Linked DNA regions of Mus musculus: regions 1 and 3 are each linked to region 2. A link is a loop called in an ENCODE intact Hi-C map of the cell type or tissue named here. Cell type or tissue: left cerebral cortex. All regions are shown on one strand. Each heading gives the region's core, and the rest is flanking DNA. Links, peaks and the distances in the headings are about the cores only.

The links. Hi-C counts contacts between places; a loop is a spot of excess contacts. Peaks named below come from ENCODE experiments on the same cell type or tissue, not always from the same donor. Only the 100,000 strongest peaks of a DNase experiment are listed, where the experiment ranks them.
Region 1: a loop joins it to region 2, with 4 times the contacts of the local background. A loop is called at or near these places in 2 of 42 quality-filtered maps.
Region 3: a loop joins it to region 2, with 5 times the contacts of the local background. A loop is called at or near these places in 3 of 42 quality-filtered maps.

Annotation. Positions count from the first base shown.
Region 1 is chr8:76,061,742-76,072,321 of GRCm38, reverse strand. No RefSeq gene overlaps it. Among named protein-coding and RNA genes, the nearest start is that of Gm22544, 45 kb to the right of the region's middle. In left cerebral cortex, for the core only: a CTCF peak has its summit at 4,411 (motif pointing left); a DNase peak (open chromatin) is centred at 4,405.
Region 2 is chr8:77,544,178-77,554,757 of GRCm38, reverse strand. It overlaps Prmt9 (protein arginine methyltransferase 9), which reads right to left and starts at 5,361. Exons shown (of 12, transcript NM_001081240.3): 1 at 5,022-5,361. The coding sequence starts at 5,210. In left cerebral cortex, for the core only: a CTCF peak has its summit at 4,370 (motif pointing left); DNase peaks (open chromatin) are centred at 4,391 and 5,371; H3K4me3 peaks cover 1,668 bases; H3K27ac peaks cover 925 bases.
Region 3 is chr8:77,605,496-77,616,075 of GRCm38, reverse strand. Tmem184c (transmembrane protein 184C) reads left to right here and starts at 5,423. Exons shown (of 10, transcript NM_145599.4): 1 at 5,423-5,973; 2 at 9,659-9,789; 3 at 9,876-9,912. The coding sequence starts at 5,851. It overlaps Gm39200 (a long non-coding RNA gene), which reads right to left and starts at 3,995. Exons shown (of 3, transcript XR_878939.2): 1 at 3,847-3,995. In left cerebral cortex, for the core only: no CTCF peak of the experiment used is centred there; a DNase peak (open chromatin) is centred at 5,291; H3K4me3 peaks cover 1,818 bases; H3K27ac peaks cover 797 bases.

The sequences.
Region 1 (10,580 bases), core at 1,202-9,201, 1.5 Mb after region 2:
TCTATTTCTAGAAATGATGAGGAAGAGAAGCCTAGAGTCCAGTTTTCACTAGATTCTGCATGTCATTCAGTTGTCACTCAGAAGTGGACAGCTGAATTATTGATGATACATTTTTCTTGGAAGGAGAATTGGCCTGATGTTCAATTGTTTACTGACTATAGTCAATAGATTGGCTGGGTGGTTGGGGTCTTAGAAGGGCAGGCCATGCTAGGAAAGTCGGTGAGAAAGATATTTGGGCAAAAATTATGAAGGTAGTTATCTCCAAATGTGCAAAGAGTGCAAAGATACCAATGTCCCAGGTAATTGCTTATTACAAGGTGACTTCAGCAAAGGAATTCAATAATTAAGTAAATGGGATGGCTCATTCTATGGATTGTCAATCTCTTTCTCCAGCTGTATGTTTCATTTCCAAATGAGCCTGTGAACAAAGTGGGCATGTTGGCAGAGATAAATGCTATGCTTGGGCTCAATAACATGGCTGAACTCTCCACAGCTGTTGCTGACTGCCAGAAGTGCCTGCCATCAAAATAAAGTTTCAATAAATGATAAATATTTTAAAGGTTTCATCATTGATGTGGTCTTCATAAAGACTAGCAAGTCAGTAGAGCTCTCTAATTCTTATTTCAGCGCAGAATCAGGCAACTGAATTAGGGTATTTCTATACTGACAGAATGATCTGATGAAACAGTCAGAAGTTTCTATTAATATTCAAGGGCAATAAACTGCAAGCCAACATTACAGAAGAGTGAGGAAGTCTTTGTGATTCTGAAACTAGAGGAAAACAATTAAGTTAGAAGGCAGGTGGAATGTAAATAAGCAGGCAACCTGCTGAGTTTTCACTAAGTACTAGCAAGTGGGAGGCAAGTCAGACTATTCCATTCACAACATAAACTAACCCTCATGCTAGAAATTAGCACATTAGCATGTCCAGAATTTAGATTCATCTCTGCAGGTTTTCTGTTCCTTTCACCCTTCCTTGCTTTAGCACCCATAATTGGCAACGTGGTAATGATAATTAATAGTAAAAATTCTTGAAATTCTTCCAAGCTTTATTTGAGACAGTCTCCATTAAATACCAATTCCCTCATGAGTTGCTAGCAATGTGAATGTAGTGCCACTAAAAACTGTCCACGTATGTACTGTCTTCTAGGACATGTAGGCGTAAATATTCTTAAGAAAGAGTCTTTGGTTTCAAGATTTTAATACAGTTGGGAATCTGTTATTTAGGCTTCTTTATGAGTGGAAAAAAACATTAAAAAAGGACACAGAATCATAAACAAGTGTATGTTTCTCAATGCTGCTGCATGAAGTTTTCACAAATTTGTTGAATAGGGGTGCTTGTTCTGGTTAGGGGGTCACAAATCTGGTATTGGGCTGGGAATGAGAGTGCATGCTCAGCATCCCACACTCAACAAACTGACAATGATATACATGGGTCAGCCAGGAGCTTGAGGATAGCCTGAGCTGTTACCACATAAACAAACAAGCCAATGTAAGAACTATCGTTTCTCATGGTTGTGCTCCCTTTAGAGACATGAGGACTTCTTCCTGACGTTGGACAATTTCTGAGGACTTTCTCTAGTCTCTGTCTCCATTCCCATCACTTCCTGCTCTCTCTGTGTTCTGAGTCTCCTCCACATGCCATGGAACTCCCCTCTACAGGTTCTCCTATATGGATAGTTGTCATTGTATTGAGGTCCTTCCGCTGGAAATGTCAGGATGTTCACATCTCAAGATGCTTAGTATGGGTAACATTTTCCAAGGCTCTTTCAAATAACATAATATCTTACATGCTTTATGACAGCATGCATCGATGTATGGGCATATCTTTTGGGAAGGGACACAAACCAAATAAACTCCAACAAAATAGAAGTTTACTTATCTCTGGTATAAAATTTTGGCAAATAGTCGAAGAATGATATGATTCCCTGCACTGTGTCTGTAACCCAGACTCCTATTATCTTGTTAGCTCACTAAAAGCAGCATCCTTTCTGACGTCCATTTCATAATTCAAGATGCTTTTTTTTTTAGTCACATCTGATCTTGAGCCAGTAGACGGAGACGAACAATAAAAGAAAGAGCCAGATTCAAGTAAAAGACAGATAGTGCAAAGTTTCCTGATAGTGTGTTCATGCATTTAATTAATATAAATAATATATCATCTCTTTAATTAATGTATGTAATAATGGATAATATATTTTCCTGGCAGTGTATGCATACCCTTACATCTGTACCTCTTTACAACAATCACCAGGCAGCCATGTGAGCTCCATGAGAAGTTAGAAACATTCTCATTCTGGGAATCCTTGTGTTCAGCTGAAAGTTGAGAGTTTTTTAAAATGGAGAAGGTCATGTGGCAGAGACTGCTGGCCAGCCAACATGGCTCTTTCCTAGACTCTTGGTTCTTTTCTACCTTAATAAAGGTTTTGATACTCATGCTTCTGTTTCACATACACCTCCATCTTCAAGGTGGCTACACCATCTAGTTTAGACTGAAAGAATCTGAACAGAGATCCTTCTGAGCTTCAGCAAAAAACAATAAATGTTCCTAATGAAAGCTGGGGCATGCCCTATGTTTCAACTGGGGGAATTTTTTTTCTATACAAACTGAATTTTCAGAAAAACCAAAGAGGTGCTTCAATGATGTCCCCTACTCTTTCTTTTTTTTCTTTTTAATTAGTTATTTTCTTCATTTACATTTCAAATGCTATCCCCTTTCCTAGTTTCCTGTCCAAAAGTCCCCTATCCCCTCCCCCTGCCCTGCTTCCCTACCGACTCACTCCTGCTTTCTGGCCCTGACATTCCCCTGTACTGGGGCATATAATCTTCACAAGACCAAGAGCCTCTCTTCCCATTGATGACCGACTAGGCCATCCTTTGCTACATATGCCGCTAGAGACAACTACAAACTCTGAATTTGAATCCTTTCTTGGTGATTTAAACTAGCTTCCCCATACTTGCAGGAAGTGCCCTCTTTTAAAACATATTTAATGTGCTTTTCATTATGTGTATATTGGGGTGAGTGCACAGGAAGACCCTGGAGCTGGAGTTGCAGTCAGTTGTGTGCCACCTGATGTGGGTCTGGGAACTCAACTTCAGTCTTCTATGAGAGCAATTAAGTCTTCTTAGACACTGAGACATTTCTCCAGCTCCAGGAAATGCGTTATTATTACTTAATTATATTTAAATAATACTAGACCATGAAGTTAAAAGCATACATGAAAAGATAGTAAGGCATAGTGAGTAGCTTGTCAGAGGGAGAGAGTGCTCAGTCAGAGGAAGAAGATATCTCTCCATCAAATAGTCTTTTAAAAAAAATTTATTGGATATTTTCTTTATTTACATTTCAAATGCTATCCCCTTTCCCGGTTTTCTCTCACCCGCCAGAAACCCCCTATCCCTTCTCCCCTCTCCCTGCTTTTATGAGGGTGTTCCCCTATCTACCCAGCCACTCCCATCTCCCTGTCCTGGAATTCAAAGCTGGTTTCTATGTAGTGTAAGTGTTGGTGGGTTTTAACAGTGTGAAAAAAAAAGAACCTCAAGATTTAATTGGTCCTTCCTGACCTTTAAACTTCAACTCAGATTTGCTGTTCACTGGTTACCTGCAATTACCTAGCTTCCCCCTTAGAGATTATGGAGGGATGCATCAATTCTGGGAGTCCTATGTTACAATGTTCACCTATTATATTTTGTGAATTTTTCTGGAGATTAGTTTGAAAAGGAGGACTAGAATACTAGAATACTAGAATTTACCCAAGAATGTAAAGAACCATTGGAGGGATATACAGATAGGTTTGGAAGAAAGGGCGACATGAGTTAGTCAAAGGTTGAGGAGAGAGTTTGAAAGGCTCCTGCCATGTCGGATAGTGCTCCATCCATTGTGGTCCTATTATCATCAGAAAATTCATAACACTGTTGAAATTGTTGGAATAGCACTTACATCACTCTTAATGCCATACGATGCAGACAACAGCCTTAGTCACAGACAAGAAGGTTCACATATTTAGACAAAAAACATGGAAAACATCTGATCCTCCAAAATCTATTTTAAAACTCCACAAAATCTATGCAGTACAAGGCTCATTTATGGTCAGTCATTGCTCTCTTGAAGGCAGACAATTATTTTTAATAAAATTTGAGTACCCTGTGTACGAGTACTATGCACCCAGTTACCAAGGAAAGATTCACTCTCACTGTAATAGCAAAATGGTTGACAGAAATATTACATAAGGCAGTGAACTTACTACTTTCATGTTAGATTCAATAACGTTTTGCTTTAATTATTTTATTTAAAATACTTAAATATGTGTACAAACATCCTCTGTATTTTTCTATAAGTTACAAAGCATCAGAATTCCCCACCTGGGCATAAAATATCTGGTGTTTACTTGAAACACACTGCCATCTGGTGGTAGGTGTTGAACATTTCAGATACGGAGTCCCTGGGCTCCCAAGACCAAATACTCAAGGAAAATGTTTGAAAGATTAAAATAATAATAAAAAAAGGACTGACTGAATTTAAAATAATCTGTTAAAATTGACACATAACTTATATTAGCTAATACCAGTTAAGATTGAATTGCCTTATGAATCAGTTGATTCTTAGCGTAAACCTACTTTTTCAAGTTGTGTCATATGTAATTTATGCTTTTCTCTTCATTATTAAATGGAAAATGAAATTTTTCAGACATTATATTTTGATTAGAGTTTCTTTTCTCCAAGCCCTTCCAAAATTCTCTCCACATCCCTATCCACTCTGAGCCCTTTCTTAAACTTTCTCCTTAGAATAGAAACAAGCATCTGAAAAGACAATCATAAAATAATTTAGAATAAAAATCAGCAAGCCAGAAGAGGACAAAACAAACAAGCATAAAAGGAAAAATATCCAAAGAAAATTCACAAGAAACAAATATAAACTCTGAAACACACATTCACACATACAGAAAACCCATGGAAACAAAATAGGAAAAAGATTGTGAACTTTAAAAACAAAAATACTCAAACCATTATGAGAAAAAAAAACTGCAAAAGTGCCATTGAGTTTGTTTTGTGCTGGTCATGTACTGCTGGTCTGTCCTTAAGTGTGTTTCGTAGACCCAGTGAGACTCCGTTGGAAAGTCTCTTTTTCCTTTATGAGAAAGTACCAATTGGAGACGGCTTCTGGGATAGGCATGGGGGCATTCACTCACGTCCATTCTCAACACTGGGACTCCATCTGGCTGCGCCCTGAGCGTGCTTCACGGTCTCTGTGACGTTGTATGTGAATCAGCCCTGCCTGAGTCTAGGAAGACTCTTTTTCCTAATCACCCACCCTATCTGCCTCTTACAATCTGTCTTCCTCATTTTCTGCAATTCCCTGAGACATTATCCAGTTGCCTGTCTCTGTGTGTCTTCCTGTCTCCTGCAGGAGGAAGCTTCTCTGATGATGGCTGAGCAAGTCACTGCTCTGTGAGTGCAGTAGGATGTCCTTATGTTTCATTATGTTGCTATATTCCTTTAGGAGAACAGTAATTAAACTTTTAATTTCCCATGTACATCAATTTTCAAACTTCACTCATATTCATTATGGGACATGGGTGTTTTTCATTCTCACACATAAAAATGAGGCTCAGATAAGGGAAACAAATCCGTCAAATCCCAATTTTTGTTTTATTTGTTTTGTAAATTACTGAAGCATATTACAGACTCTGTTTCTAGTCCGTTTTCTTCCTGATGTCTTCTCCTTCTGTGAGAATGAGGTAAGGTGTCTTCACTTGCTCTAGACTGAAGACTTGAATAAAGTGATGTCCCAAGCCTCCCAGTGCAGGCTGGATGAGGCTGCAGCATACAGGATGGGAAAAGCAGTGAACTCCTACAACTCTGCTTACCCTTCTTTTTCTGTCCTGACTCTCTGCTTGCTTTATTCTCTTTCTCTTTGCTTTGCTCTACAGTTACATTTTAGGATTTATTCTTAAAATAAAGGTCAGCATTTTAACAAGAGTACACCCCACTTCTTAGTGGACCTGCAGGGGTCCCTCTGTCTGGTTGATCTAATTCTTTTAGAGTTAATCAAAGTGATATTTAAGGTGGCATCTTTGATGGAGCCTCTGGGTGACTTATGCCATCCATATCAATGAGACCTTTTCAACCATAATCTTTGATTAAGTGATCTGTGAGTACAGTCTTGAAATTTAATTTGGTGATGTTTCAGAGACTAACTGAAGCAACAAGAATCCCACTTTAAGATCATTACCAGTGCTAACTTTGTAGTGCTATGGAAGATAGAAGAAAGGTCTACTGCTTGTCTCTCCTTGAGTATGACTTGTGGGCATGATTCTACATTGATCAGACTCTGTCAGAAGGCTTCTTATTTTTTTTTTATCTATGATATTTCACCTTGCATGAAGCAGTTATTATTTAAAATCTACCTAAACGAATGGATGCTTTCCTGTATTGTCAGCCCATATTTTGACTTTTATTGTACAGTTTCTACATTAGAAAACTTAGGACAATGAGTTCAAAGACCATTCCAAGACCTAAACTGGAATGTATCTGTGTGGTATTCTCCTAAATAACCTACTGGGAAAACACAGCAAACATAATTGGGAATCTTTATTGGTTTGTCAAGACAATTTAAAGTATGGGAGTTGAAAAGTTGATCTGCAAACACTTTGCCTTTTCTTTACCTCAGGTATCATAACGCTACTCCCCATGACCACGTTTCTTTTTCTGTTTCTTCTACCCTTCAACTGCAGGAATTAAGATCTGGAATTAGAGAGTGGATAACAAGTTGAGAATGATGGATTAGTCTCTCCTCAGCTTTGTTCTCCATAGCTGTTCAGCATAAATGGCCATGTTCTTCTAAACTAGAGATGTGAGGCACAGAAAAGGATCGACACTCCCTTTCCAGTGGCTCTTTTCAAACATCAGTGATGATCACAGCTGCTAAACACAAATGATGGCACAGAACGTGACAGAAGATCCCGTAGCCCCATTGCCCTCAAAGGTTCCTTAAGGAGTTACTTATTTTTCTTGAAGAGCACCATGCAACAGTAGTTCACTAGAGATTTCACACTCATCACGAATCCTGTGGAGACTTGACTAAGAAGTAAGAGAAAGTCTGTGGTGCTGATCAAGCCCCAAATCAGACAATATTGCTGGGGAGAGTGCAGCATGATGAAAAAAATGAGGGGGCATAAATCAACTGAAGGGAACTCGGAGGCAAAGACCTTCATTTTTTAACAGCGCAGATTAAAATCACCAAGCTAATAAGATCTGCTCAGGAACCGAGAAATGTCATCCCAAAGTGTGGAAAATGTATCACTCGAAAGTAAGCTCTGTTCAGGTTGGTTTATAAATATTAGTTATTCACTGAAAACAGACTATTAAACTTACAGTTTTGCTTAAAGATGGTACATAGTGAGAATTCCCTGAGGTATATCTTATTTGTGTATTGATTGCGTTTTTTAGAACAAGGAATAAACAAAAACCACAGAATTTGTATTAGGTTCACAAATCTTTCCTTAATTTTGACACTTGTCTCTCTGATCCTAATAATGCAACTTTGAGGTAACTTCTCCCTGATCCTAAATGATTGAAAGGTCCTCTACATCAGGTCAATGAACCCTTCAGATACTGCTATCATCTGATTGTCAGTAGCTGCCAAGATATTGAAAGTTGGTTAGTAAACAGAAGAATGTTGACTTTGTTTGCATATGTGAAAAGCAATTGTCCAATAGCACATATTTCAGTAAATGTCATTCTTGGAATTGAGGAGGTATACTGTAGGCACACAGCTGTGCCTTAATAGTCAGATGCTGGATTTGAAATTGTCCAGAATATATACAGTGCCCGTTGAGAATGAAGTGAAGAATGCTATTCTTCCCAGGGAGGTGCATTAAACGTTTAATGTATGCATTTTGTCCGTGGAGTGTAATGAGACTGAAATGCACATTGGCTTCAGAAGAATTCCAAGGTTGTCGTTGGTAAGAGCCTAACAATTGGCTCAACTGTCTTCCTAAATTTCTTCATCTTTGAAAGTGACCCTTTAGCTCTCCCATGTCTCTGTGATCGCTGTGAGTCTTGCTCTTTAGGCTCCATTTCTGTCTCCTTTCATGTTTTCCCTAATCTTCTTTCATCCATAAGAAAGACTCATTACTTTACATATGCAAAATCCAAGGTCTGTGGCCAAACAGCTTCCCAGTTTATGAATTCAATCTTTATTTACGAAGAGGTTCAGTACAGAACAGGAACTGCAAATCATGTAATGCACCTTGCATTCTGCTTTTAGAAACAAAACACACATGGAAGGAGTTACAGAAACAAAATTTGGAAGTGTGACGAAAGGATGGACCATCTAGTGATTGCCATATCCAGAGATCCATCCCATGATCAGCTTCCAAATGCTGACACCATTGCATACACTAGCAAGATTTTGCTGAAAAGACCCTGATATAGCTGTCTCTTGTGAGACTATGCCTGCCGGGGCCTAGCAAACACAGAAGTGGATGCTCACAGTCAGCTATTGAATGGACCACAGGGCCCCCAATGGAGGAACTAGAGAAAGCACCCAAGGAACTAAAGGGAACTGCAACCCTATAGGTGGAACAACAATATGAACTAAGCAGTACCCCGGAGCTCTTGTCTCTAGCTGCATATGTATCAAAAGATGGCCTAGTCGGCCATCACTGGAAAGAGAGGCCCATTGGACTTGCAAACTTTATATGCCCCAGTACAGGGGAACGCCAGGGCCAAAAAGGGGGAGTGGGTGGGTAGGGGAGTGGGGGTGGGTGGGTATGGGGGACTTTTGGTATAGCATTGGAAATGTAAATGAGCTAAATACCTAATAAAAAATGGAAAAAAAAAAGAAACACGTCCCACACCCTTACATGTGCTGAGGGGAAATGTGAGAATGGGCTTAGTCATTAAGGACAGCAGGCTAATCTTTCAGGAATAAAGAGCCATTTCTGAAATCCTACCCTCTGCTTTGGGATAAAGACCCTACACCCATAAAACCTGTAAAAGAGAACAAAGGTGAAAATTTACACACTGAACTAATTTTGGTAAATGACTAGGGCAGTTCATTAAGATTATGTACTCTGGAAGTTGTCAATAAGAAAAACAGGAAGTGGGGGGAGAGTATGGGGGACTTTTGGGATAGCATTGGAAATGTAAATGAGGAAAATACCTAATTAAAAAAATTTTAAAGGTTAAAAAAAAAAGAATATGTATGGCGATGCTTTTGTGCCTCATCATCGCATTTTTTGTAGTATAGCAGTCAAAATACCACATGTGCTCACATTCAGAGGCATGGGAAACTGATAAAAATATGTATTAGATTATATTGCAAGTATGATGGTTGTTATGAAAAAAAATTCTGTCATTTCCCTTGAGAGTCTTAGGGTTAACTTTTTCCTCCTGTGATTTTGTTTTGCATTGCAAAGAATCAGATTACTTCCAGAAAAAAAAAAAGCAAAAAAGAAAAAAACAAAACAAAACAAAAACAAAAAGCAAAAAAAAAAAACCACGGCACTTAAAGGGGAAAAAAAAATAAAAGGAAACAAGAAAGGCATCCACAAAAAGTGCAGGCTTGAATGCATAATGAATGCTTTTCAGTCCATTGATAGACAACCCTTAAAACAAAGCATTGTTGTGTGAAATGTTCTAGAGAAGAGAACTCAAGAGTTTATCAAATGAGTTATTGGAAAAGAATTTTTTAAATCTGCCAGAAATGTTGCAGGCCATTATTGCAACTTATAAATTATTTATTATTCTTAGACATGTCATAAAGTCCAATACAAATAAAAGAAAAATGCTGACAAGACAGAAATATCACTGTGAATCTGGAGAGAGCTTCCTGAAGCCTCACCAAAAAAGGTCCAAGAACCCGTGCACCCTGCCCGCTTCAATTTCACTATGTACATATTTTGCTCCTGTGTATGTTAAGGTGTCAGCATTTTTCTTTGCAGCCAGCCCACTCTTTTCCATTTTCCTTCATATGTCTAAGCACAGAAATCGTAACACACAAACTGTGTATGTATGTGCATATGTATACATGAGCATGTTTACAAGAAAATTTAAGTAAATGGACCAGAAAACTGATCATAACGACATCTCTAACGCTAGCCTCAAGCTCAGAGGAGGCTTTGCTAACGTAACAGTTGCTCTTTCCCATGCCTGCTTCAGCTTGTTCTAGAGTCTTTCTTCAGAAAACTGCAGAATTCCCCCCAGCCCTCCATTCCTATCCAACAGCAGATCGATACAGTACTGCAGAAGTAGTTTTTGTTTTAACAGTAGGAGGACATCACCTATCTGACTATAAAATCTTTCCCTCCTTATTTACTTTAAACAGTCTTGTAAGAATGAGTACAGTTTTAACTAAAAGGAAAAGAGATCTTAAAGTTACCTGCTCACAGGAAGACATATCTTTACCTTCTGCTTTATTCTTTGTTCAGATTCTTAAGTCACAATTTTCTCCTTTATGGCCTTCCTAGTAAATGTGGAGACATAAGCTCCAAATTCCCTTTAGGACAAACATTCAGAATTATATACCTGGATTCATCCTCAACACTCCAGCTATTGCTTTGCTGGGCATAAATATC
Region 2 (10,580 bases), core at 1,247-9,246:
AGCCATTCCCCTAATTTTTCTGTCTTGTCTGCCTCAGTGGGAGAAGCACCTAGTGCTGCAGAAACTTGATGTGCCAGGTGTAGAGCTATCCAGGAGGAACATCCATTCTCAGAGGAGAAGGGAAGGGGGTGCGGGGAAGGACTGTGGGAGGGAGACATGATGGGGCAGTGATCAGGATATAAAGTGAAGAAAAAATGGTTTTAAAACAAAAGTTTAAGTAGTTTAATGTGACTGAAGTATGGATATAGGTAGCGAAGAGAATATCAGGAAAGCAAATTTCTGCAAATGAGGCTTTTGCAAAAAAAAAAAAAAAAAAAAACAAAACTTTGTTTCATATAAAACCAAGCCAGTTTCTAAGTCCTACTAGAATGCTGGTCATTACCAGTTTGTTTGTTTGTTTTTAATACATAACTACATAACTAGGATAGGGCCTCATATAATCCAGGCTAACCTCAAACTCGGTATGTAGCTGAGAGTAACCTAGAACTTCTGACCCTGCTGCCTCTACCTTCCACATGCTGGGATTACAAGTGTGTACTGCCACACTGGGTTTAGACCTCGTACATGATAGGCACAATTCTACTAATCGAGCTACTTCTCCCGCCACATGCTTTATTTTTACACATTTATTTTTTTCTGTGCTGCAGGCAGAAGCCAGAGCCTCACACACAGGGCCATTCTATGGCAAGCTGTTGTACAGGCCTCTTCTCCAAGACAAACCACTGACATCTTAGAGGGGAGCTTAGCTGGGCCACCTACAAAAGATCACACCAGATGGACTTACTGTTTAAATCCCTTTCAGAACGGCAGGCTGGGTCCTGAGACCTCGCCTGAGTACTCTGCTGCTCCCCACCACCTGCTATATGCAACTGTCCTAACTGCATGGACTCATGGATAGTCTAGACCTTCCTAATGCTGGGACCCTTTAATACAGTTTATCTTAGTTATGGTTTCCATTGCTGTGAAGAAACACCATGACCAAAGTAACTCTTATAAAGGCAAACATTTAATTGGGGCTGGCTTACAGTTTCAGAAGTTCGGTCCATTATCATCACAGAGTAAAGCAAGGCAGCATCCAGGCAGACATGGTACTAGAAGAGTTAAGAGTTCTACATCTTGATTTGAAGGGAACCAGAAGGGGACTCTCTTCCACAGGCAAACAGAAAAGGGGCCTCTTCCACACTGGTCAGAGCTCAAGCACTGGATCTCATAGCCCACCCCCACAGTGCCTCACTTCCTCCAACAAAGCCATACCTATTCCTACAAGGCCTTACCTCCTAATAGTGCCACTTCGGTGGGCCAAGCATATTCAAACCACCACGTACCACTCCCTGGCCCGTATAAGTTTGTTCAAACATACCTAGCCATAGCATAATGCAAAATACATTTAGAACAACTTCAAAAAAGTCCCCATAGTCTATCACAGTCTCAACAATGTTTAAAGTGCCAAAGTTCAAAGTGTCTTCTGAGATTCACAGTCTCTTAACTGTAATCCCCATAAAATCAAAAGGCAGATTACATACTTCCAATATCACAGGATATACATTACCATTCCAAAATGTCATACTGAAGAAATATTGGACCAAAACAAGAGAGAAAACCAGCTGGGCATACTCCAAACTCTGCCACTCTATGTCTGGTATCAAAGCCGTCTTCAGGTCTCCAACTCCTTTCTGCTTTGTTGACTGCAACACAATTCCTTTCTCTTTGGATGGTTCCACTCTCTGTTAGCAGATTTCCTCAGCAGATAGCCTATGGCTCTGGCATCTCTAACATCTTGGGGTCTCCAAGGCAACTCAACTTTACAGCTTCTTGTTCCAATGTCTGGGATCCACACATGATCTTTTAGGCTCCTCCAAAGGTCTTGGGTCACCTCTCCAGCTCTGTCCTCTATAGCACTGTAGGCTCTGGTTGATGCCTGTCCATACTGCTGCTGTTGTTCTTGGTGATCATCCCTTGGTACTGGCGTCTTCAATACACTAGTGTCTTCTGCTGCCAACTAGGCTTCACCAATAGCCTCTTATAGGCTCCCTTCATGGTACTAAGCCCTAGCTTCTTTGCATGACCTCTTCAGTCCTAAGCCGTCAACTGCAACTGAGGCTACACCTTTAGCCATGGCCTTCCTTTGCTTCTCACAGTCTTAAGCCTCAGTTGCTCTTCATGACCCCTTCATACCTTCAAAACCAGCACCACCTAGGTGATTCTTACACATTACAGCTAGAGTACGAGGTACAATTTTGTCTATCTCTGGAACACAGTTTCTTTGTGATCTCAGAAAAAAGCTCCCAGAATCCTTCACCTCAGTGATGCTATAGGCTTAGGTTTTTCAAAACCTACTTTAATAAGGGTTCTTTAACACTTCCACCTCCCTTCTAGCACACCACTCACTAGAGGTAGGGGAAAAGAAAGGTTAGTAGGAAATGGGGGTGTGCACCTGTTTAAAAATAGTTCTTCGAGGCGATTCCAATCTTCATTGTTAGCAGTCCAGTCTACTTGACAAACACCAAACACGAACCAGCAGTAGCAGTTCAGTTCAGAAGAAACCATAAGGCTCTGCAGTCCATAGGCTCAGCAGCAGTCCATAGAAGCAACAAGAAGCAGCCAGAATATGATGGGAAGGTCTTTGGTGGGATATTCTTTACGAAATCACGACAAGTGGCACAGTGCAAGGTGAACCAATGCAAGAGCTTCCATCACACTGTCTGTGTGGTCATATTTATATTCTTTCTAATCTCCCCGCAGCTTTCATGAGTCTGCTTCAGCAAAACATCCTCTCTCCTGTGTCTGCTTCAGCAAAACATCACATGACATAACTGAGTCCCCAAAGAAACCATAAATTTCCACTTTACTAGTCTCTTCTTAACCACCGCTAATTTCTTCACTCCAGCTAACCAGCATCAATTGTCCCAGTAACCCCTTCTATTCTTGACTATAAAGTTATCCCTGCTCAGTAAAGGCTTTCCAGTGCAGCCTTTTGAAGTAGGAGCGTTCACACTCCAGTAAATAACCCCTCATCTGTCCTCTGTAAGTAAGCCCAGTGAGCTCACCGCTTCCTGCAGAGACCTGTCTGTCTGTCTGTGAGATTTTAGGAGGAAGGGCAGGTACAGCTTATGTATTCCCCTGAATAAAATTTTACCAACACAAGCACTCCACTGATGATCTACATGCAACCAAATTTTATATGTATTTTCAACACACACTATTTATCTTGTCTGTTCTCAGAAGCAGCAGCTAGAACTGTGCAAAGAATTGTGTTGGTCCACTATGATAAGTTATTTCTCTCCCAGTGAAATGTGCCAACTCAAACCAGGTTAGATTAATCAAATGTAGGTTTATTGGGAAGCTGCTCTCAGGTGGGCGAGTTCACTGGCCCCAAGGAAGGAGGCCAGGGAAGCTGCCATGGGGATGGTGGGAAGAGGAACGAAAGAAAGGGTTTAGGAGCAGAGAGAGAAGGAGGAGAAGGGGGAGGGGACCAAAATGTCTAGGTTATATAGGGAAGAGCCTCTGGGGAAGGGGCAGCCCAGCCTCTGGGCTGGAAAGTTCAGGGTTGGGGGCAGGATATGCCAGATAGAGACTGAGGGATGCTGGGAGAACCTGGAGGCCAGATCCACTTTGATATGTAAAATATGCACCTCAGTCCCTTGTCAGAAAACAGACACACTATTCTACTGCTGTCTACACAGAGGAACACACACTATTCTACTGCTGTCTATACAGAGGAACACACACTATTCTACTGCTGTCTACACAGAGGAACACACACTATTCTACTGCTGTCTACACAGAGGAACACACACTATTCTACTGCTGTCTTCTACACAGAGGAACACACACTATTCTACTGCTGTCTACACAGAGGAACACACACTATTCTACTGCTGTCTACACAGAGGAACACACACTATTCTACTGCTGTCTACACAGAGGAACACACACTATCTACAGCTGTCTGCACAGAGGAACACACACTATTCTACTGCTGTCTGCATAGAGGAACACACACTATTCTACTGCTGTCTACACAGAGGAACACACACTATTCTACTGCTGTCTGCATAGAGGAACACACACTATTCTACTGCTGTCTGCATAGAGGAACACACACTATTCTACTGCTGTCTACACAGAGGAACACACACTATTCTACTGCTGTCTACACAGAGGAACACACACTATTCTACTGCTGTCTGCATAGAGGAACACACACTATTCTACTACTGTCTACACAGAGGAACACACACTATTCTACTACTTTCTACACAGAGGAACAAACGACCCAACATACTAGCATATTTCCAAGTAAACCAACAGGTCCTGAAATTTCTTTGGACTACAAAAGCCTAATGCTACTGACATCTAGTGGGCAGAGGACAAACCGTGCTGTGAAACAGGAAGGAAGACACAGGACTGTCTGGTGCAAAATGTCACCAGTGTCAGGTTGAGAAACTCTGGACTAAACAAAGCAAGACTGTCCACAGCTTAAAACTGTATATGCAATTAAGTTACTTTTTGAAATTGAGATTCTAACATTAAAAAAAAAAAATACAGTAGTTCAACCGGTTAACTGATGCAAGTAAGACGAATCAACAAATATTAAAAGTTCCTTATGACTGAACACTTTATCCAACCTCAGGATACACAGCATTCTTTCTACACAAGATAATGCAACGCCTACAAGGCAGGGCTAATTTAAATTAGATACTGGAGGGGAAAAAGAACTACCCAGTCCTATCCCATTTAAAAGGCCTTTGGAATCTTAAGTGAGGCAGAAATTTTGAAACAGATGTGTGACAACTTTTGACTTTTGTTACTAAAACCTGGCTGTATTGAGATGGGCTGTAGGCTATAGTAATTCGATGCTTGGAGAGTCCGTCTCTGTCTCTGTATGTCTCGGTGTCTCTGTCTCTCCCTGTCTCTCGTCTCTGTTACACACACACACACACACACACACACACACCATACCCTGTTGTTCCTGCTCAGATCACAGGATTTGCTAGCCACTGAAAAAAATAAGGCCTCACCTTCACGTCGTCTTTTAGCTCTGGCGCCAGGCTGAGCACCAGAAGGTAATGGGCATAAGCAGTGCCGAAGTCCTGGTCACCTAGACAGTGCTCAGCACTCTGCAAGGACCGTGCCACCAGCCGGTCCCGGCCGGCCGCACCTGCGCCACCCCCGGCGCCCCGGCGGGGCCTGGGCCTCGAGTTCGGCATGGATAAGTCTCGCTCGGAAGCCCACGAAGGAGGATGGCCTCGTCCGGGAAAAGAGTCTCCACGGCGCGCTTCCCTGGGCCGGTCGCAGCAACTGGACGCACAGAGGCACTGGGTGCACACAGCAGGAAGCCCCGCCTTCCCAGCGGCGGACAGGGCTGCGCGCGCATCCTGCGGCGAAGCGCTGTGATGACGTCACACCAGGGAGCGCCCCGCGGCCCACTATGGTCTTGGAGTACTAGGCTGTAAAGTCATTTTCTGGAATGGGGTTTTTTGGCAGACTGCAACCAAAGGTTTCCACCCTCTCTCTGCCTCCTGGAGAGTGCGGCTGCGAATTCCAAACCCTGCTCTAGTCCTGCTTGTGCGAAGCTCCAGGCCTTCTGAATCTCATCGCACCAGACTCACTACTGCAAAACGAAATAAAAGCTCCTTAAATTAATCACTGTGTACTCTCCTAGTATTAAGTATTCTCACAAAACTCAGTGAGGTGGAACTTGGGATCACACTCTAAAAAAAAAAGGAAAAGGCCATCACGGAGAACTGCTTCAAGGTTGAACAGTGGGATGGGTACGGCCGAGTCTGAATTTCCTGATGACATGCACATTAACAAAGAAGACTGATGTCAAGTGTGGCCTCTAAGATATAAATCCAAACTTTTAAAGCAATGTATAGAAATTATAGCGAAAGCTATTTTTTGTTCCCATTTTGAAGAGATTAGCGGTGCATACAGTGGTTAACAATGTGAAATGGAGGATACACCATTTTGGATATTAAGCTAAAATTCTCCAGTTCTCCCAAGTCCATCCTTTATGTGTCTTTTTGCTTTCTCTAGTATCTTATTGTCTGATCCACTCTTGTAAGCAGATACCTATGTACCTAAGAAAGGTCTTCGAAGACAGGAACTAATCACAATTATTTGAATATGTACAGAACGACAATTTTAATATATCTTGCACTTGATGAAAAGTGTTTCTCCTGCTCTTTAATTTTGCCTATGTATTTTCCTAGCTATTCATATCGTCCTTGTTTGATGCTTTGTGTATTAAGCAATGTAGGATTTAACTATACAGTATTTAGTGAGATGGAAATACAGAGGCAGGCCTCTATACCTAATGGAACTGAGTAGAACATAAAGACTAATTGGCTTGTGGGAAGGGTTTTCTCGTTCCAGTCTAGCATCCCTCCCTTGAGACATTCAGACAGACCTAATAAAGCTCTCTTCCTGGCTTAATTCATAAGGGTGCTCTAACTATACAATGTAATAATCTAGAAAAGCATTTTACTTATATATACATAGTTAATGTAATTAATTGGCATTATCTAGAAACATTTAGAAATTATCTAAACCTTAAAAAATGTTATTACTCCCGTAAACATTTAACCAAAGATGTATAATGTTATTTGCATCCTGTATAATTTAGAGGTGATAGACTGAGGCTGGGTAGAGAGACACAGCCCAGTCCTTGACAGAGACTTTGGTTTGCAATGTTACAGAATCTAGACTCACCCAGAGTCCAACCTTTGGTCATAGCTGTGGGTGATTATCTTGATTGCTTTAATTGGGGTAGAAAAACTTACCTACTGTGGGTAAACACCTTTCCCTGGCTGCCATCCTGGACTGTATTAGTGGAGAAAGAAAACCCAGCAACAGTGTATACCCAGCACCCTCTGCTTCCTGACTGTGACAATGATTTGACCAGCGACTGCTGCTCTGGCTTCCCTACAATCTCTTTCTCCCTTAAATTGCTTTTGTCGGAGTCTTTTATCACAGCAACAGGAAAAGAAACTAAGAGAGAGAGAGTGGTGTTTGTTTGAACACTTGGTCCCGAACTGGTGGTGCTATTTGGGAAGATAGTAGAGTTTCCGGGGAGAAATTGGATCACTGGAGTCCAGCCTTGGGGTTTAGTAGGCTTATCCAACTCTCTTTCTTCTGCTTGGCAGTTCGATGAGATCAGCTATCTCTGGTTCTTGCAACCCCTGCCTTCTTACTATAAAGGATTGTGTTCCCTAAAACCGTACTCAGAAATAACCTCTGGTGATGGTTTGAATAGGCTTAGCCCAGGGATGGCACTATTAAGAGGTGTGGTTTCGTTGGAGTGGGTGTGGCCTTGTTGAAGAGTGTTATTGTGGGTGTGGGCTTTAAGATCCTCATCCTAGTTCCCTGGAAGTCAGTCTTCTCCTGTTTGCCCTGGGAACAAGATGTAGAACTTTTAGCTCTTCCTATACTATGCCTGCCTGGACTGAACCGCTGAACCTGTGAGCCAGCCCCAATTAAATTCTGTCCTTATAAGAGTTGCCTTGGTCATGGCATCTGTTCACAGCAGTGAAACCCTCACTAAGACAACCCCTCTTCCCATAAATTGCCTATTGTCCACAGCAACTAGATTAGTCATTCTATCACCATGTGAATTTCTGCTTCAGCTGAATTGCTTTATTTTGCAAACTATCTTATCCTACGGAAAGGCTTTCTTCTTCCACAGGGCAAAGTTTCCTATGTTCTGTTCTGATTTTTTTAAAAAAATATATATATATGTTTATTTATTATATGTAAGTACACTGTAGCTTTCTTCAGACACTCCAGAAGAGGGAGTCAGATCTCATTATGGATGGTTGTGAGCCACATGTGGTTGCTGGGATTTGAACTTGGGACCTTTGGAAGAGCAGTTGGTGCTCTTAACCACTGAGTTATCTCTCCAGCCCCTGATTTTTTTTTAATCTGTTCTGTTCCTTGACTTGACCCAAGAACCTGAAGCAGCTAGAGTACATGAATGGTTCTCAGAGGGGGCATGTCTCCATGACAGAAGCAGGAAAAGAACAAACCATAGAGAAATAAAGTTTCTGTGGGCAGCATTCCAGTGTCAATTCTTCTCTACTGAAGAATTTACTCATTACATCCTGCACAGTGCACCAGTTCTACTTTTATCAAGTCAGAGTTGAAGGTCCAGAGCTGGAGAGATGGCTCAGTGGTTTAGAGAATGTACTGCTCTTCCAATGGACAAGCTCAGTTTCCAGGATCCACATCGGATGGTTTACAAACTCCTGTAACTCTGGCTCTGAGGATGTGGTGGTTTGAATAGTTATGACCCCTATCATAGCCTCATATGTTTGAAAGCTTGGCCCATAGGGAGTGGCACTATTAGGAGTTGTGACCCTGTTGGTGTAGGTGTGGTCTTGTTGGAGGAAATGTGTCCCTGTAGGGACAGGCTTTGAGGTCTCCTGTAGTGACTGGTACTACTATGTATTCAAACGCTAAATACTAGCCCTCTGATACCTGCCCCCCCCCCTCACGAGGAGATCCTCAAGGATGAGGATACCAAATGATGTATACCTCATGCATACCAAATGATGCTATATAACTTTGCTCCCCAAGTTAATTGGTCAATAAAAGGCCAAAGTGTGCCGGGCATGGTGGCGCACACCTTTAATCCCAGCACTTGGGAGGCAGAGGCAGACAGATTTCTGAGTTCAAGGCCAGCCTGGTCTACAAAGTGAGTTCCAGGACAGCCAGGGCTACACAGAGAAACCTTGTCTTGAAAAACAAAACAAAACAAAACAAAATAAAACAAAACAAAACAAAGGCTAAAGTCTGTCATCGAGCAGTAGATAGAGGTAGGCAGGTTTTCAGCTACCTGACTGGGGATTGCAAGGTAGAGAGAGAGAAGAGAAAGAAGGAGACATAGGGCGGAGAAAGCCACCATGAGAGGAAACAGACTTTGAGCACATGGCCAGGAAAAACAGCAAGTAACGAGGGATATTGGGAAACAAGTCAATAGCGCCAATCTTGCCCAATCTAGGCTTAAAACTTGTAAATAAAGTACCTGGATTGTGTGTCTTTTAAACATGCTAGCAAGAATGTTTAATTCCTTCTGTGGTCTCCCATGTGGCACATAGGCTCATGGGTCAAGATGTAGAACTCTCAGCTCCTTTTCTAGTACCATGTCTGTCTGCAATCTGCCATGCATCCTGCAACGATGATAATGAAACAAACCTCCGAAACTGTAATGCAGCCCCAATTAAATGTTTTCCTCTGCAAGAGTTGCTGTAGTCATGGTGTGTCTTCATAGCAATAAAACCCTAAGACAGGGGATCGGGGGATCTAACATCGTGAACAGACATATGCATAATTAAAATAATAAAAAATACATCTTTTAAAAGAGAGAGATGGAGCAGAGACTAGGCAGGAAGTATAGAAAGGACAGAAAAAAATTAAAGAAGCCAGGTCTGATTATCTTCTTATCACCTCTAAGATCTACCTGTGGACAGTGACTACTGTAAAAAGATAAATGACAACCTTCCTTCCTGTAGCTCCTAAAATACTCAGATAACCATGGACTGCCAGATCTAAGATAAGAGGTAAGAAAAATAGGTCTGCTACAGGTCATTTGTGCTTCTTTATATATAATATAGTTTGTAGATACTATATGAGGTCTTTTGCAAAAGTATAACTGGCAAAATAGAACAAATACCTGGTCATCTTAAGAAACACAATGGAACTGAGCATGGGGTGCACTCAGGAGACAAAAGCTGGGGGGGGGGGTGTCTCTGAGTTTGAGGCCAGCCTGGTCTGCAGAGCCAGCCAGGGCTACACAGAAAAATCCTATGTCAAAAAAAGAGAAGAAAAGAAAAGGAAAGAAAAGGAAAGGAAAGGAAAGGAAAGGAAAGGAAAGGAAAGGAAAGGAAAGGAAAGGAAAAAGAAAAAGGAAAGTAAAAGAGAGAGAGAGAAGAAAAAGAAAGCAAAATAGAAAATGATACATGGTGTGCTTAACTCAGAAGCAAGTGGCAGAGAGGCTCACATAAGGCCTGCAATCTGTTAGTGGCTTGCTGGGACCTTCCTCTGGATCCTCTTATCTCAATGCAGCCAGGGTGGAGTGCCAGATAGCACCATGGTCTACATTGTCACAGCATTGGGGTCTCTGCCTGCCTGTTGTGAGCCTCTGCTTTTATTACCTACGAGGGGTGGTCACTCTGTAGCATTACATCATTGGATTATCTGTTACACACAGCTGACGTGAGCTGAAGAGCTGGTGTGAGCAGGCTGCTCCTCCAACTCTTATGTACGGCAGACAGTTGACATGAGCTAGCTGCTCCTTGCTGTAACACTCAGCCCAGTCTTGTTCTTTTTTGTTGTTGTTGTTTTGTTTTTGGTTTGTTTGTTTGTTTTTTCCGAGACAGAGTTTCTCTGTGTAGCCCTGGCTATCCTAGAGCTCACTCTGTAGACCAGGCTGGCCTTGAACTCAGAAATTAGGCTGCCTCTGCCTCTCTAGTGTTGGGATCAAAGGCGTGTGCCACCACACGCCCTGCCCTCAGGCTTGTTCTAATTCCTTATTACATGCTCTGCAGTTTTGTTTTGTTTTGTTTTGTTTTGTCTTTTGG
Region 3 (10,580 bases), core at 1,240-9,239, 61 kb before region 2:
ACGCTACTGGGATGTGTGGCCTTGTTGGAGAAGGCCTTGTGTGTCACTAGGGGTGGGTTTTGAGGTCTCAGAAACTCAAAGCAGTTCTCTTCCTGCTGCCTGCCATGCAGATGTAGAGTTCTCAGCTCCCTCTCCAATGCCACGCCTGTCTGCATGCCGCCTTGCTCCCCACCATAATAATAATGAACTAAACCTCTGAAACCTAAGCCGGCCCCAATTAAATGTTTCCTTTTGTAAGAGGAGAACGTGTGTCCACGTTAGCACAAAACCTCCCAGCTCGTCCTCTGTGAGAGCCAAAGTTATGTTTTAAGTTTTAATTACTGGGCCTAAGAGACCCATAATCAAAGACGCCACTAACCTGTAAACCCTGTGCACAAGAACCGATACTTCTGGAATCGTGAAGGCTATTGGGTCTTTTTGTTGGGTTGGTTGGGTTGGTTTGCTTGTTTTTCCTGATTCCCTGGGAGCTTCACGTCATAGACCTTCACAATCCCTTCCTGATACTCTCACGTCCAGCCCCCCTTACTGTGACCTCCCCCCCACCCCAAAAAAAGTGAAAATGAAAATAAGGGGGGAAAAATTAAGCTCACTTTGTGTTAACTATATAGTCACAGGAGATCATGGTCAAACTCTCAGTGGCCCATCCCTTAGATAGACCTGGGCCCTTCCTCACCCACACATTTGCCAGAAGCCGTCATCTGAAGGCTGTTGCTTGTGGGAGATAACAAGCCACAGGTTTTCTCAGGGGTAGAGAAACAGCAAGTGGGTATGCCAGGAGCGATGCTTGCCCTGACAGAGCTGATGGGAAGCCACATGGAGATGCCTGCTTAAGCTTCTGTAAAATGTGACTTATTTTCTGGGAAACCAGGAATGGACCTGACCAGAGTCCATCTCCCTGGCCAGTATTTAAAGTTTGCTTCAAATTTGGCTCAAAATTGTGATAGTGATCTTATTCTGGCCTGGTGGGATTAGCATCTCCCCTTGTACAGGCCTGAGATTTCTTTGGGGATCATCACAGTTTGGCATGCGATGCACAAGTAATATTTCATTTTTATTTAAAACTGTAAAAATATTTCAGTATTACTTTTTTATTTCTCACTATAAAATATCCAGAATCATCTGCCTTGCCACAAAAAAAAAATTCTCTTGACTTTTCTAGGTAATACAATTTCTATTATTTGAAGTTACTAGGGTTTTTCTCAAGTCAGATGTGATAGCTCAAATCTGCAATTCCAGCCCTCCGGAGGCTGAAGAAGGAGGATTGAAAAGCTTGGGGCCAGCTGAGATACAGAATGAGACCCTATCTCAACACACACACACACACACATATGAGAGGGGCTTTCATTCTCTTTCCTTTTAGCCTGCACCTTTATACTCCAGAAGTGTCATTTAAATTGATCTGAAAACAAAACAAAACAAAAATGTTGGTGGAAATCAATAAGAACTGGGAGGGTATGAAGTACTCAGTTGGTAGAGTAGTCGCCCAGAGTACATGAAGCACCAAGTTTTAAACCCCAGCCCTTGGTACTTCAGGCCTGTAATCCCGGTACTCAGGAGACAGAGAAGGGTCAGAAATTCAAAGTCAACCCTAGTGATGTAGCAAGTTTGAGGTCAGCCTGAGATACAAAAGGTGGAGGGGAGGGAGGACGGAAGGGGAAGAGAAAGGGAAGGGAAGGGAGAGGGCAGAGCAAAAGGAAGGGAAGGGAAGGACCTTCCCTACCAGATGACTGGAAAGCTCATCTGGGGAGCCACGATTTTCACAGGAGGTAATTTCTTACTGCTCGGGTTGTTTACACCTTCAGAGGGTTCCCTCCTCCATAGCCATCCGCCTTCATTACTGAAATCTCTGGGGTGACAGAGGATACTTTATCACTGTTCTTGTGAGGAAACTAGAGAACATGGTAGTCATGAATCCCGTAACTCTAGTAACACACCTTTGAGGGGAAAGGTGACAGCAATTTAAATATTTATCTCAGTGGTTTAAACACAGACCTTAAAAACCCAGTACTCTTTCCCTCCTTTCCTCTGTCCTCCCCAAAACCTGCTTCCTCCTGTCCCATCCCCAGCCCACACCCAGACCCCACACATACCCCACCCAACCCCACTTCCCCACTTTGTCCACCCATGAAGTCTATTCTCTTTCTCCTTCTCAGTGAGATTCACATTCCGGACGTGGGCCCTACTCGTTACTTAGCTTCTTTGGGATTGTGGGTTGTAGCACAGTTATCCTGTACTTTATGGCTTACATCCACTTATAAGTGAGTGCATACCATGTTTGTCTTTCTGTGACTGGGTTACCTCACTCAGGATGATCTTTTCTAGTTCTATCCACTTGCAGATTTCATGAGGCCATTGTTTTTAATAGCTGAGTGATACTCCATGGTGTAAATGTACTACATTTTCTTTATCTATTCTTCTGATGAAGGACATCTAGGTCGTTTCCAGTTTCTGGCCATTATGAATAAAGCTGCTATGAATATAGCTGAGCAAATTTCCATGTGGTATAGGGTCATCCTTTGGATATATGCCCAAGAATGGTATGGAGGGAGCCTACCCCGACACGGCCTAGAGGGCCAGGACAGAGAGCTTTGGCTGTCCAGGAACTCTCTCTTTAGACCAGTCTGGCCATGACTGCATAGAGATCCACCTGCCTCTGCCTCCCATGTGCTGGAATTAAAGGTGTGTGCCACTATCACCCAGCTAAAAATCAAATGGTTCAAGAATTTTATCTTTTCTGAGGAACTCACAGTCTAAGAGAAATGGACCAACATTTAAGTTAATGGTTCTGACAAAGCATGAAGGATCATGCTAGAGTGGCAAGGACCAGCCACAGCATGGAGAGGGGTTCTGCGAGAAGATGTGTCTGGGGACAGCGAAAAGAAGGACTTGAAGTCAAATCCTGGATACAAGCTGATGACCTGTGTTCTGTTCAATATTCTAAGAGATCTCTCTGTTCATGTCCTGCTTGCTTGTATGTGTGTGTGTGTGTGTGTGTGTGTGTGTGTGTGTGTGTACATGAGTATGTGTCTTTTCTCCAAGCAGTTCTTGCTTTTTATCATAAAACTTCTCTGGATAGCTCATCTCCTGCAGAACACAGGTCCAATCTTTTATTTTACAAATCAATCCAGTCATTTACAACCAGGTTTCCTTTTGATTATCTTATAAATCTGCATCCAGAGACCCCAGCCCTCTGATTCTTTTTTTTTTTTTTTTTTTTTTTTTGGTTTTTCGAGACAGGGTTTCTCTGTATAGCCCTGGCTATCCTGGAACTCACTCTGTAGACCAGGCTGGCCTCGAACTCAGAAATCCGCCTGCCTCTGCCTCCCGAGTGCTGGGATTAAAGGTGTGCTCCACCACACCCGGCTCCTCTGATTCTTAAGTGATAGCAAGCATACATTTTTTTTCCTTAACATTGCAAAAGAATTCAGAAATTGGTCTGCTTCTGTAAAGCACAGACAGTAAGTTACTTGGGTGGGACCCTGCCCTGAAAATTACCATTTCTACCACACCTGGGCCTAACCTTGATCTCAGGAATCTTCCTGCCTTTGTATCTTTCTGATAAGCTGGCTCATAGTGAGCTGCTTTTATTCCTTTAGATTCATGAAGCCCCTCATAATTCATATTGCATCCTTATATTTTGCATAGTTGAGAAATTATATGTATTTTGAACTCATGTATTTAGAGTTCTTTCCCACAGCCTTAAGGGCTGTCCTGAAGGTCCCAGTGTCTACCATTTTGCTGAGACATAGCCACAGCCTTGGCTCCTGGATTCGAGCTGTTTCTAATTCTCACTGAGTCCTTAGGTTAACTGGGAGGACATCCCTAGGAGGAATGTGAAATACATACCCACAGCAGCCATCACACTCATGGAGGCTCACACTGGAGGACTTGTCCCAAGGGCAGGAACCATGTCACTCTGTCCCCACCATAGCCATACCGGGCTCAGCACTAGAGTGCAGAAATAGATTTCAGAAATTGTGTAAAAAATTGGCTTCCTATGAGAAGGAATGGAGAAGATGGCTATCAGAAGCAGTAAGAGTGTGGCTGGACACACAGAAACAAGTCCTGTTAGACAGCCTATCCAAAAAGACTGCCATTTGCCAAGAAATAAGTAGTGGTGATAAGCTGTAAAGCAAGAGTTTTCCCTAATTTTCTGAACTTCAACAGTATACCAAGATTTCATTAATGGTTAGGAATTTCCTTAAAACCAACTATTTTAACTTATAGTGTAGACCAAACTAAAGTCCTACAGCCCCTTTAAGGAAATGTGCAAAATGGAGATCACAGGAGAAAGACTGCAGAAGTCAGACTCCAGGCTCTGGTAACTGAGGAATGTGATTTCATCTGTATACTTTGAGACTCTGGTCCATGACATTTTGTCCAGATGGCTAATAGGCAGAAGTCCCCTGGTTGCAGGTGATGGCAAATATTTAAACATCAAGCAGAGTCCAAAGTCAGAGAAAACAGCTCTATTACTTAATAGGTACTATTAATCACTTGACACTTTTCTCATCTGTGAAACAGAAAACTACCCATCGCTACTCGGTACTTTTATGCAGATCAACTCATACAAAATGGGTAGAGAAGTTAGTGTTTGATTTCAGAAAATGACAATATATGCAGTGTTCAGTGTCTAGTCGGGACTCAGATGTTTGCTTGTTCCCTTGATTTAGAAAGAATTTAAGATCCCATGTGTCATTGATCTGTAAAGCTATACAGCTAAAAGCTTTAGGTGTATAGAACAGATGTCAGAATACCAACCTTTTAAATCTTAAATAAGATTTTGTTTTTTTTTTAACTCAAGTTTGAAACGTGAACATTTCATATTGGCGGTTACTTTCAAAAAAGCTATTCTTAGAATGATTCTTCTGCCGGGTCTAGAAATTATGCAGACAAATTCCTCCTTAGGACCCTAAACTCTAGCAACTGACTGAAATCTAACCTATTCTGTCTTATTCCAGCGGGCTTCCCATTCCACCCCTAAAGACAACTGGGAAGCCTTCTGAGAAAAATAAAGCTATTTCAAGTTCCACTCCACAGTGACTGCCCCTCACTATGACTTTTCTTTAGATGGAGTAAAGTCTCAGGAATGTAGCGGGTGTTTCTGAAACGTCCCCAGTTCCTACAACTTTCGGAGCCCTTTTAGGGAACCACTTAGACTAGGTAAATTAGAGATGCCAGAAATCCGCCGCTACTCTCCTTCCTGCCCTTGCCACGCCCTCTCGGTAACCTAGGTTACAGCCACGCCCTCCTCCGTAACTGACCAATCACAATGCTTTGCGTTGCGGGACAAGGTTTAGCTCAGCTTGAAACTCAGAGCAAATCATTTGCTGCAAGCATCTGATCGGAAACGGAAGTGGAATAGTCGGCGGAAGATGAGTTCTGAAGATGAGTACTGTAGAGGTTCCAAAGCCGTGAGTGAGGAAGTTCTGGGCCGGGTCTTCCGGGGGCGGAGACTAGCCTGCCAGAGCTGGACTAGGGAGAGGGCTGGTAGGGTACCAGATGCAGGTCAGACCCCGAGTGCCTAGAATCCCTAGTTTACCCTGATAGTCCTCGGGGTCACGATGCAGCGGAGACTCTGGGTGACCTCCAGGTGAGGCGGAGGCGACGCCGCGGCGGCACTGAGTCCATGCGGGTTGGCCGGCGAGGATGCAGCCTGCACCTGCGAGCATCCCGAGCGGCCACCGCTGCAGCAGCCGCAAACACAGAGCGACCCGAGAACGCGGCGCCAGCGGCTAGTAAATCTTTTCCTATAGGGCGCCAGCGGAGAAGACAACCGAAAAAGCGAACTTGCCAAATTCTTGGTTTGGTTCGATTATTCAGCTACTCAAAGAGAATCTGTTACAGAACATGCCTTGCGCATGTAATCGGAGTAACTGGAGGAGATGGATCCGACCCCTGTTGGTACTTTTTTACGCAACAACCATCCTGGTCGCGGTTCCGATATGCATTTGGAAGTTTCAAAAAATGAAGGTAAGAGGGTCCTGCACCTCTACCCTTTCTTCCGCTGGTTGACAGAGTTCCTTTGTCTGCCTTCTAATGCTTGAGGTCTGAAAAACATTTCGTCTGTGGACATTAAACCAACCTGACTGGTTTTATTTAGCCGCTACAACTGGAGGTAGGTCCGGGTCGAGAAACAAATAGTTAAAGCACCTACTTACAATGGGCGCTTTCCCAATATTCATCAGTCCCAGAAAGAACTTTATTCTTGAAATCAGATCTGCTATGCAGGTACTAGGGCTTGACCAGACCAAATAAACCATCTTAAAAACTATGTTCTGGATTTTATAGGCTTTTAGCCGGTTTTCTGGAACCAAAGGATTCTTGTTAAATTGACTTTGCTAATTAACTTTACGTTTGAAGTTACAAGTTTTCTTTGTTTCTTTCCTTAAAATCTCCTGTAAACCAGGCTGTTCTGGATTTTGCTTTGTAGACTAGGATGATCCTCCTGCATCCAAACTTCCCAGTGCTTGGATTACCGGTGTATCCATCATTCTGTTTACTCAATGCAGGGATTGAACCCAGGGCTTTGTTTATTTGAGGCAAGCACTCTACCATCTGAGCTTCATCCCCAGACCTGAAGTTACTCCTTAACCAAAGCAAAAATTTTACAAACATCCCCTGTGTGTTCCTTTATATTTAAAAAAAAAAAAAGGTGTATTTGTTGGTGTGTTCGTGGGATGGTCCAGTTGTGGAGGTCTGAAGGTGGACAACTTGGAGCAGTTGGCTCTGCTCTCTCATCATAATGAGTGCTGAGGACTGAGCTGAATCTATCAGGGTTGGAGACAGGCACCTACCAGCTGAGACATCTCTCTGGCCCTCTTTGTTGATGTCATGTTGTGACATTAGTAAAGTATTACAAGCTGGATAGCTAACCTATGTCTATAGTATATCTATAAAGTGAAAACTTAGAATTAATAACCAAAAAGTACTTTTATTAAGAAACAGTTATTTTGGAAGAGTTATGGCAGACCAGGTAGATGCATACAACCCACCCCCCTTTGATTATGGAAAATATTTTAATCAGTGTGTCTAAACATATTCATAGGATCTTTTTGTTCACTAAATCTTGTTGGCTTTTCTAATTATAGTTCATATAGGTGTTTAAGGGTATTAAATATGACATTAAATATTTCTCATTTGTTATGTTTTTAGGCAATTTGAGATTTGTCCACCCAAATTTAGGTCTAGCAATCTTAATTTAAATGTAATTTCCTCACTTAGTATTCCTTGGAATACAGTATAGAAAGGGAAATGAAATGTACACAAGCATGGCCGCCTGAGCCTCATCTCTGTAACCCTCTCGAATGGTGTTTATGGCAAGATGGAAGATGGAAACAGACTTGCCTAGAAGCTCGACAGCCAGCCAGCCGAAATAAGAGACCCTGCCTCAAGGTGGAAGAAGAGCTGACTCCCCAGTGTTGTCCTCTGACTTCCACACCTGCACACCAACACTCACACACATAAAAGCACACGTTTAATACATATGTGTGTATGTGTGTGTGTGTGTTATATCAATCATAAACAGTGCTTCAACAGGAATTCATGTTTTACAGTCAGAAAACTATTTTGGAGTCGAATATCATGGGCGTGAGTGTGATTTCGGGTTGCAGATGGCCATGCTCTTGCTGAATCCTCACATGGCTCAAGCACCTCTTTTTGAGGTCATCCTCCCTGAGACTATGACCTCATTTCACCTACATCCCTTCCTGTCAGCCTTATCTCCAAGTATGGCCACTTGCACTAGGTGTTGTTTCAACAAATGAATGAGGCGAGGCCAGCCCAGTTCCTAGTGGTCAGACTTTACACATTGTCCACAGTTAAAAGAATGCTTGAGATTAAGTACAGACAGAAGGACCCGGCACCAGTGTTTCACAGGGATTTACAGAGAGGGTTTCTTTTTTTTTTTTTTTTTTTTTTTCCATTTTTTATTAGGTATTTAGCTCATTTACATTTCCAATGCTATACCAAAAGTCCCCCTTACCCACCCACCCCCACTCCCCTACCCACCCACTCCCCCCCTTTGGCCCTGGCGTTCCCCTGTACCGGGGCACACAAAGTCTGCGTGTCCAATGGGCCTCTCTTTCCAGTGATGGCCGACTAGGCCATCTTTTGATACATATGCAGCTAGAGTCAAGAGCTCAGGGGTACTGGTTAGTTCATAATGTTGTTCCACCTATAGGGTTGAAGATCCCTTTAGCTCCTTGGGTACTTTCTCTAGCTCCTCCATTGGGAGCCCTGTGATCCATCCATTAGCTGACTGTGAGCATCCACTTCTGTGTTTGCTAGGCCCCGGCATAGTCTCACAAGAGACAGCTACATCTGGGTCCTTTCAGTAAAATCTTGCTAGTGTATGCAATGGTGTCAGCATTTGGAAGCTGATTATGGGGTGGATCCCTGGATATGGCAGTCTCTACATGGTCCATCCTTTCATCTCAGCTCCATACTTTGTTTCTGTAACTCCTTCCATGGGTGTTTTGTTCCCACTTCTAAGGAGGGGCATAGTGTCCACACTTCAGTCTTCATTTTTCTTGAGTTTCATGTGTTTAGGAAATTGTATCTTATATCGTGGGTATCCTAGGTTTTGGGCTAGTATCCACTTATCAGTGAGTACATATTGTGTGAGTTCCTTTGTGATTGTGTTACCTCACTCAGGATGATGCTCTCCAGGTCAGTTGGGGCTTCTTCTGGATATATGCCCAGGAGAACAGAGAGGGTTTCAAGGGGGACGTTTGAAGTGTCCACACTTGCCACCCTGTCTGTCACTTCTCACAATAGGAAGGCAATTGGGGGCTCAGTAATTCCACTGCACTTGGAAGGGCCAAAGCCAGAACTAAATTGTTTAAGTAGGAATGTATGGTAGAAACATAGACTCGGGAGAATAAATGGGTTTTGAAGATTTTTGACTCTAAAGGAGACTGAGAGGACATAGGCAGAGAGGGGCGAGAGTGAGGGAGCTTTGGAGTTGTGTGGTTGATTTTTAAAGTTAGTCATTAGCTAGAGCATATCCCCAAGATAGCTTTAGTTTTTTATGTAATTATAAAGTTATTTAATCCTCTTAGAATATAGAAAAGTGTCCCTTTTTACTGATGAGAACACTGAGGTGGAGGCAAGTCCCCAAGTGACACTGTGCTAAGGGCTCGTGCCTGTAAGAGAGACCGGAAACTTCCTTCCTAATGGTACTCTGCAGACACTTCGGCTTCATGCGTGGTCATCACTCAGGCCTTCACATATAACAGCAAGCGAGAGTCAATAGAGAGAGTAAATGACAAGCTAGGAGTGGGTAAAGAACTTGTGTGTGTGTGTGTGTGTGTGTGTGTGTGTGTGTGTGTTTGTCTGAGGAGGGTTGTTTTGTGTGACAGGGTCTCAATATGCAGCTCTGGCTGTCCCAGAGCTCACAGCGCCATCTGCCTCTGCCTCCAAGGAACCCAGAACCCACTTCTGACGTCAGCAGATACCCGCACTCACACATGCATATATGCATCTAATTGTTTAAAAGGAAATCTTTTCTTAAATGTTACTAATTATTTGGGAAATAACAAGACAGTATAACTAACCAAATGAAAATTTAAGAAGTACAAATATTAATCTTTATAATTTTATTATCAGAATGTGAACAAATGTGGGTTCGGTTTTTTGTTTATTTTTGTTTTTTAAGGTTGGAATGCACACGAAATCCTGGTTTATAGCTGGAATATTTCTGCTGCTAACCATACCCGTGTCATTGTGGGGAATCCTTCAACATCTGGTACATTACACTCAACCTGAACTTCAAAAGCCCATAATAAGGTCAGCTCTTAATATATTTGCTATTACTGATATTGACTGACTTAATTCTTAAACATTAAATTTTCTTTATGTTTTACTTTCCATAGGATCCTATGGATGGTCCCAATATACAGTGTGGATAGTGTATGTATATTTTATTATATTTCATTAAGAACTTTATAACATTTAACTATGCCTTCTAGAGAATGCTGAATAAGGTAATGTGCACACAATATTGGCAAAGAGAGATTAATAGTGAATTTTTTCACTATTTTATTTGGGGTTTTTTGGTGTGTTTTCAAAACAGGGTTTTGTGTAGCCCTGGCTGTCCTGGAACTCACTCTGTATAACAGGCTGGCTTGGAGATCCACCTGCCTCTGCCTCCTGAGTGCTGGGATTAAAGGCACATATCACATCATCTGGCTGAAGACATTTTGTATATCTAATTGCCACAGTAGTTGTATCTACTGTGGAAAGTGCCCCCCCGCCCCCCGCCCCCAACCTCTTTTCTTCCTTCTCCCCTTCTTTTGGTATAAATAATTGAGTCAGGAACTAAAAGGTATAATAGCAAACAATCTGCATCCTTATCAGAAACTGAAGCATGGGTTCAGCCAACCCTGGAGCAGAAATATTCAAAACAACCCCCAGCCCCTTACAGACCAGACCAGATCAGACTGGCCTTGAACTCAAAGAGATCCTCTTACCTGCATGCAGCACTGATATTCTATCAGGTATTGTAAGTCACCTAGCGCTGACTGTGAAGAGACTTACCTCATTCATGTGCTGCTGCTGCCCATTTTCTATGAGGGACC